Linked DNA regions of Homo sapiens: region 2 is linked to region 1. A link is an interaction called in ENCODE POLR2A ChIA-PET data of the cell type or tissue named here. Cell type or tissue: PC-9. All regions are shown on one strand.

Evidence for each region. ChIA-PET counts read pairs that join two places held together with the same protein. Peaks named below come from ENCODE experiments on the same cell type or tissue, not always from the same donor. Only the 100,000 strongest peaks of a DNase experiment are listed, where the experiment ranks them.
Region 2: POLR2A ChIA-PET joins it to region 1 with 5 read pairs; 1 of 35 experiments calls an interaction of 5 or more read pairs at or near these places.

The regions. Positions count from the first base shown.
Region 1 is chr10:114,778,037-114,782,036 of GRCh38, forward strand. It overlaps LOC101927692 (a long non-coding RNA gene), which reads left to right. Exons shown (of 3, transcript NR_120628.1): 3 at 1-1,867. It also overlaps a transcript of ABLIM1 not described here. Among named protein-coding and RNA genes, the nearest start is that of FHIP2A, 42 kb to the right of the region's middle. In PC-9, no CTCF peak of the experiment used is centred here; a DNase peak (open chromatin) is centred at 2,025; H3K27ac peaks cover 976 bases.
Region 2 is chr10:114,503,466-114,507,465 of GRCh38, forward strand. The region is part of intron 6 of ABLIM1 (actin binding LIM protein 1); the gene reads right to left. Among named protein-coding and RNA genes, the nearest start is that of AFAP1L2, 100 kb to the left of the region's middle. RefSeq lists a silencer at 3,905-4,000. In PC-9, no CTCF peak of the experiment used is centred here; a DNase peak (open chromatin) is centred at 1,926; H3K27ac peaks cover 3,435 bases.

The DNA of each region.
Region 1 (4,000 bases):
AAAAGGTGACTTGTCAAAATGAGACTTCTTTCATAAAATCAGTCTGGTTGGGCATGGTGGCTCACGCCTGTAATCCTAGCACTTTGGGAGGCTGAAGTAGGTGGATGGCTTGAGCCCAGGAGTTTGAGACCAGCCTGGGCAACATGGCAAAATCCCATCTCTACAAAAAATACAAAAATTAGCCGGGCATAGTGTCACACACCTGTGGTCCCAGCTACTCAGGAGACTGAGATGGGAGGATCACCTGAGCCCGGGAGGTTAAGGCTGCAGTGAGCCAGGATTGGGCCACTGCACTACAGCATGGGTGACAGAGTGAAATGCTGTCTCAAAAAACAACAACAAAAAATCTCTCAATCTGTCCAAATAGTTAGATTGTCTTCAGTAATCTTTCCATCGCGATCTTGCTTTGTTTCTACTACTACTCTGATGCTACATAATTAAGGTCACCAATCGTTGTCACTGTCTTTCCAAACCTGTTGTTCCTTACTTCCTCCGGCCATTCTTCCTTGTCCCCCTCCCATTCATCATCCAGACACACACACACACACACACACACACACACACACACACACACACATACATTTTAACAATACCAAACTCCTTGTAGTTCCCCTAAATGAATCATGTTGTTTCCCTTACCTGAAATGCCCAATCCCTTTTTTATTTTCATTGCTAACTCCTCTCATCTTTCCAGAGTGTTCACGTCTACCAGGAGTGTTCTTGTCCCTCCCATTCCTTTCTACTCTAGCTCCACTCACAGTTCTGTGTAATCCCATCTTGTGGACTAACCCGTGTTAAAAAGATTTGTTTGCTGATTTGATTCTTCCCTCCACTACACCCCCCCATAACACAAAATGAGTCCCTTAAAAGCAGAAATGTTGCCTCACTGGTCTCCAGCACCCAGTGGAGTATTTGGTATGAATGTCGGTCGAACTGTACTCTCTCCAGTGTGCATTTTGTTCCAGGAAGACTAGGTAATAGCAGGAGCATTAGAAGCCTCATCTTCAGGGCTGTTTGACATTGATTTTTTAAAAAATACATTTCCTGAGGTCTCACTAGTGCCAGAATATGAAAAAAATAATCATTCTTCTCTGACTAAAGTGGAATCACCAGTGATTTATTCTCTCCTTAATCAGTAATACTAGCTAACATTTATATAGCCCTCACTAGGTCCCAAGCACTTTGAACATATCATCTTATTTCATGTCTATAACCACCTTCAGGTAGGCACTGTTGTTACCCTCCAATTTACAAAGGAGGAAACTGAAGTGCAGGGAGGTTAAGTAAGTGGCAAGCTAGAATCTGGATACAGGTTGTCTGGTTCCAGGGACCAGGCAGTTAGCCATTATGCTATGCGGCATGATTTCTTGCTTTCCTTGCCCTTTTTTCTTAAATGTTTAATTACATAAGTAGCATATCAATACATTTAAATTGTCAAAAATTCAGAAACAAAGCAAAAACTCACTACTATTTGATGGGTATCTTTCAAGATCTTTTTCTTTGTTTACATACATATATACATTATGTGTGTGTACATATACACAAAGAAATATGTATTTTTATGTAACTGGATTATGCCTTATTTTTCTATAGATTTGTTTTCATTTAACAATTTGTCTTAAAGGTCTTTTCATATCGATGCATATTGATCTATTTTATTCTTTGAATGTTGCATAGTATGGATATATTCCATAGAATGGGTGTAATATAGTTTAGGTAACCATTTTTCTTTTGCGAGTCATTTATGTTGTTTCTGATTTCACTGTTACAAACCAGGCTGCACTGAGTATCCTTGAACATGTCTCTTCACATTCATGCAACTATACGTCTAGGAAAGATCCTCAGAAATAAAATTGTTGGGATGAAGTTTGTGTTGACTTTTTTTTTTTTAATGGTGACTCACATCCTGCCTTCCAGGGAGGCTGTGGCTTTTATTGTTTCATCATTCACATATTAAAAGGGTTGTGTACACTTGGTTGAATTTATGGCAGAGTAAAAAATCATAATAAAATAAATAAAAGGGCTGTGGCTGGAGGTTTTCCAGGAAATCAACTCTCTATAAAAGCACTGCTCACACCCTAACATGCCAAGGAAAGCAAAGGCCTTCTCTCTTCTCCACCTCATCTTTAGGAAAAAGGAATTTTGGCCTGAGTTGCAGAATAAACAGTGTCCTTGAGAGCATACAGTGGGATTCCTGAAAAAGAAGGTGGCAGGCAAGAGGAAGGTGAAACTTTCTGTGGGAAGAAATCAAGTGGCTCTGTCAAAAGACAAAATTACAACCCATTTAGTTAAAGATCTTAATAGGCTTTTATCGGTGACTCTTGAATCAGGCAACAACTCAATCTGTAAATGAGCTGAACAGAGAAGTTTGGCTTTATAGACAAAAAGGGCTGGGGAAGCAGACATAGAGAACAAAAAGTGGATTAGTCATTTTGAAGTTGCTTTCTTCCTAAAGGTTAAAGCAGAGGGGACTTCCTTATCATGCCGGGTAAAACTGGCCTGTTTGGGGATTTGGCTCTCTCTCTCTCCCTGCCACCCCCAACCCCCTGATTCCTTGGAAGTTCAGATAAACACCTTGGTTTTGGTTTGGTGGTGTGAAACTTCAGCAGGAATTATTCCATTTTGCTTTGGTCTGTTGGGCCCAGTGCAGGAGCTCAGTACAAACCAACGGCCTCCTATCAATTTTCCTTCACAGGTCAAAGCTTTCTTACTTCTCTTAGGTTGTTCTTTTCTATGTTTTTTGACTGCATGGTAAAACAAGGCCTAGGAGTTTGAGCCCTTACCCCTGAAAGACCACAGTGGACAGGGCAGGTTCAAGGTTAAAAGATCATGGAGTTCAGGAAAATTTTGTTCTAAGTCCTTAAGGGAGACCAAGAGACTGGAGAGGGTGAGACTACAGGTTTGGGAAGAAGTAGAAAGCAATTGCCTGGAGGGGGCTCCTTGAGCAGAAATCCTCAAGGCTACAAAAAGGTCACTCTGGTAGCCCCGTGGTTGTTAGGGGCAACAGAATCACTTCTCCTGAGAAACAACCAACAAGTATTTGAATAAATGTCTTGCCTTTAATGGTTTTAAAATTTGATGCCAGTACTAATGTTATATAAGTTGTGTATTGTTTGTGTGTACTCTTCTTAGTATTGTAAAGTGATGCTACTCCCTAAATCACCCCCACTTAAAAAAATATAATGGGCCGGGTGCAGTGGCTTAAGTCTGTAATCCCAGCATTTTGGGAGGCCTAGCTGGGCATATCGCTTAAGCTCAGGACTTAAAGACCAGCCTGGGCAACATGGTGAAACCCCATCTCTACCAAAAATACAAAAATTAGCTGGGCGTGGTGGTGCACGTCTGTGATCCTAGCTACCTGGGAAGCTAAGGCAGGAGGATCACTTGAGCCTGGGAGGTGGAGGTTGCAGTGAGCCGAGATCATGCCACTGCACCCCAGCCTGGGTGATGGAGTGAGACCCTGTCTCAAAAAAAGAAAAAAAAAGAAAAATATGTGTGTGTATATATATCTATATATGTGTGTGTGTGTGTGTATGTATATGTGTGTGTGAATATGTGTGTATATATGTATATATGTGTGTGTATATACATATATATGCACGTGTGTGTGTGTATATATATATGCGTGTATATATATATATATATATATATAATTAATGCACCATCCTTCTACTTGCCCTAGGTGCTCTAATGATTGAAAAGGTTTATTTTTAATAAAGATTAAAGTTGCAGAACTCTCTGATATCAAACTGACTAAATTTAGAAGCATATAACAAGAGCCTTATTAGTATCACAGTCTGACCAATTAAATTGCCAAAATCTAAACATGCTCTTTCTGTATCTGTTTGATCAGGAAAAACAAAAGGCACTGTGGTCTGATAGTTTTATTAGTGCTCTTGTCTTTTATCCTATTTGGATCTCCATAAATGTTTCAATTCCTACCAGCAAGATTCACTCCTTTCTTTACTAGTATATTCTTAATAAACCAAAGCATAAAAAC
Region 2 (4,000 bases), 270 kb before region 1:
TGGTTTTGGCTGTACTGAATAGTGTTGCTATGAAAATTCCTGCCCATGTCTTTTGGTAAATTATATACATATTTCAGTTGTATATATATACATATATATGCATGGGAATAGAGAGTATGTGGCAAGGTCATAGGATATGTTTATGTTTCGCTTCAGTAGCTACTGCCAAACCATGGTCCAAAGTGGTTTTTGCTTTGTATTACAATTTTAATCCAAGAGGAATTTAAAGGAATTAAGTAAGAAGAATCATATTAACAGCACTTTGCCAAATGGATTCTCAAAGTGTTTTTCTAACCTCTGTGAAGTGAATGATCTTTATAAAATGGTCTCTAAGTAAAAGCTGTGCAGTTTAATCTCATCAGGTATCCATTATTCTAGGACCTCCAGAGTGCCACTGAACAATTTTCAATCCTCCTTTCATCTTCATCCTTCTGTTGCTGGTATCCTTTGAACTGATGGAGAGACATGGATGGCATGCGAATAACCTCCATATTTAATTCCTAAATTGACCTGATATTAGCAAGCAAGGGTTGACATTGCAATAGTTGGATAACTTTCTGTAAGTGTTTGTCATGAAGCCTCAAAATTGGCTTCTTCTAGTCAGGACCAAGGCTCACTGAAAACACAAAAAAATTGGGTTTAGAAGTTTGAGGACTTTGGCGGTGGTTACCAAACGATCAACTTTTTCCTCTCCTGATTGAGCTTAAATATTTCTTCCCTTATCAATTACTTTTGTTAACAATACCCTTTGTACTTGTTCTGTAGTTGAATGTTTAGAAAGTATGTTCACATTTAATCCATCCAACACTTGGTGGGCGCCTGTTATTCTTATGCCTGTCTGTGGGCTAAGAAAAGTCTCCAAAGTTACAGAGCTAGAGTTCAAATCTAAGGTTTTCTCCTAAGTCCATTCCCCACTCCCCCAACATCCTGCTACATGTTAAGGCTCAGAAGAACTAGAAATTACTTTAGTCGTTTGGACAGTTTAAAGTAAGTATTCTTTTTTTCCTTCCATAAATTATCATGAGGGAATACAGAAGCTAACCGCCTGGTAAGATCCAGTGGATCTTCCTAAGGCCATCCCTTGAAAAATAGCAAGTCACTTTAAGTGATGATAATTTGAAAATGTGGCCAGGAAAACGATTCTGGTCCCTGGGACCAGAAACAATGGTTTGTTTGATTTTTGACGTGTTATAAGGGCTACCCCAGTTTCTGCATGTACATCAAGAATGATAAAAAGGGGGAGGTCTGATCAATCTGTTAGGCTGGACTGAACTTTCAGGATGACTGGATATACCTGGACTTAGCTGTTTATATGCCCCAATGCTATGTACTTTCTGAAAAATCCTCAGACCATGAAAAGCTACATGTTCCATAATGTTAAAAGGGTATAAAGTAGTGGTTCTGCCTAGCTTGCAAGGTTGCTGTGTAGATAAGAGAAATGTTAATTCTTTATAAATTCACTTTGAGTCATATGACATGGAGAGAGGATGAAGTAGGTTGCAAAACACCAGATGACTCTAAGCCATTTTCTTTCCAAACACTTACCTAGAATTCTAAAGGGGTATCTTCAGGAAGTTGGACCCCAGAGGGAGAGACCCCAAATCCAATGGAATGTGACATTGAGCAGGCTATTAAGTCGGCTGGTGCTGCTCAGCGTGTGGTAAAAAATATTAGCATAGTTCCAGGGAAGGAACAATGAGAAATTCATCATGCTTCTGGCTTCAGACAACTGCTTTCCAAACTCAGACACTGCCCTAACACTCAAGGTCAAAGGTTTCACATCCTTTCCTTTCTTAACACCAGAAGATAAATATTTGCCTTCAAGTTCAACACTCTTGAAATCTAACTCCAATTGGATAATTTTTGTCTCTTGTGCAAGGGCAAAAACTTAAGGTTTCTTCTTACTCATGACCTCATTCCTGGCCTCCTTTCCAACACAATAGCATGTTGGAGTCAGGAATGCACAATAACAGCAATCCAAAGAATCGCTCCCATGCCAGCTGCTCTGAGGGAATCAGTTCTCAATACACATCTCCTAGTTGCCAAATAGTACAATTAAGTGCATTTGGTGGGAAGGAATAGGGCAGTATCAGATAACATAACAAGTGCCCTTTATTTAATATCTTAGTCATGACTTTGTAAGTTGCAATAAGCATTCAGAAGCCAGGCTTTTTAAGTTAAAAATGTTTAAACTTGTTTTACAGTATGCAGCAAATGGCTGATCCCAATTCAGTGGGATTCTAGTTTGTCAACTGCTTTTCGTCACCATATTGCTATCTCTAAAGTACATTCCAGCTCTGTGATAGCTCTCCTTCCCCCATGAATTATAAATATTTTCCCATCCCACCCTGCTCTTATTTCCTTCCTCAGTATTTCTATTCTTAAAAAGGTCTTGTTTTCTCTTGACTTTTATTTTAGGTCCAAGGGGTACATGTGCAGGTTTGTCACATAGGTAAATTGCATGTTGCTGAGGTCTGGTGTATGAATGATCCCATCACCCAGGTAGTAAGCATAGTAACTGATGGGTAGTTTTTCAACCCACTTCCCCTGTCACCATCTCCCCTCCAGTAGTCCCTAATGTCTACTGTTCCCACCTTTGTGTCCATGTGTATTCAATGTTTAGCTCCTGCTCATAAGTGAGAACACGAGGTATTTTTCTGTTCCTGTATTAGTTCACCTAGGATAACAGCCTCCAGCAGCATCCATGTTGTTGCGAAGGACATGATTTTGTTCCGTTTTTGGCTGTGTAGTATTCCATGGTGTATAGATACCACATTTTCTTTATCCAGTCCACCATGAATGGGCACCTAGGTTGACTGCATGTCTTTGCTATTGTGAACAGTGCTGCAAAGAACATACAAGTGCATGTGTCTTTTTGATAGAATGATTTATTTTTCTTTGGGTATATACCCAGTAGTGGGATTGCTGGGTCAAATGGTAGCTCTGTTTTAAGTTCTTTAAGGAATCTACATGCTGCTTTCTACAGTGGCTGAGCTAATTTATACTCCCACCAGCAGTGTATAAGCGTTCCCTTTTCTCCTCAACTTCACCAACATCTGTTTTCTGGCTTTTTAATAATAGCCATTCTGACTAGTGTGAGACGGTATCTCAGTGTGGTTTCCATTTGCATTTCTCTAATGATTAGTGATGATGAGCATTTTTTCATATATTTGTTGGCTGCAAATTGGCTTCTTTTGAGAAGTATCTGCCCAGTTTTAAATAGGGTTATTTATTTTTTAATTGTTTAAGTTTCTTACAGATTCTGGATATTAGACCTTTGCCAGATATACAATTTGTGAATATTTTCTCCCATTGTGTAGCTTGTCTGTTTACTCTGTCGATAGTTTCTTTTGCTGTGCAGAAGCTCTTTAATTTAATTAAGTCCCACTTGTCAATTTCTGGTTTGGCTGCAATGGTTCTAAAATAAATCTTAAAGGACTTCATGGGAGCTGGGTAGGAACCGGTGCTCTGTGGGTAGTTGATGCCTTAGCTTTGGAGTCTTGGGTGATCCTTTACAAGTTATTTCCACTAAAACCATTCCTCTGAGTTATCAAGACTGTTTTACAGATGGTTCAGCTCTATAGTACACTATCAGACTAAAAATATTTTTTCTTCCCCAGGGTTAGAGGAGCCTTCAGGGTGGGAATGAATATTGGAGCAGTCAGAAAAACACAGCTTGCTTTTAAAAACATCCTTGTCTGATTTCCTCTCCTATTGTGGCTGGACTTCATCTCCTTTAATAAACAACTATGCCTTCCAGCCTGGAATTTACCTAGCACAAATTCTGTGATTTCACTGGGAACAGTGAGGAGTGGTGTATCTAACAATCATTGAGTAGTGGTTCCAATCATGAAAAGGAAGCAAAAAACCGACTGAAAAATAAATCTGAAGAAGGAACGAAGACATATGAAAGAATTCAGGACCCCCAGGCTTGGCAATGCCCCAAATGAGAATATTTTTAAGGCAAGGCTTACACCTTTGGATGACAACCAAAGAATTT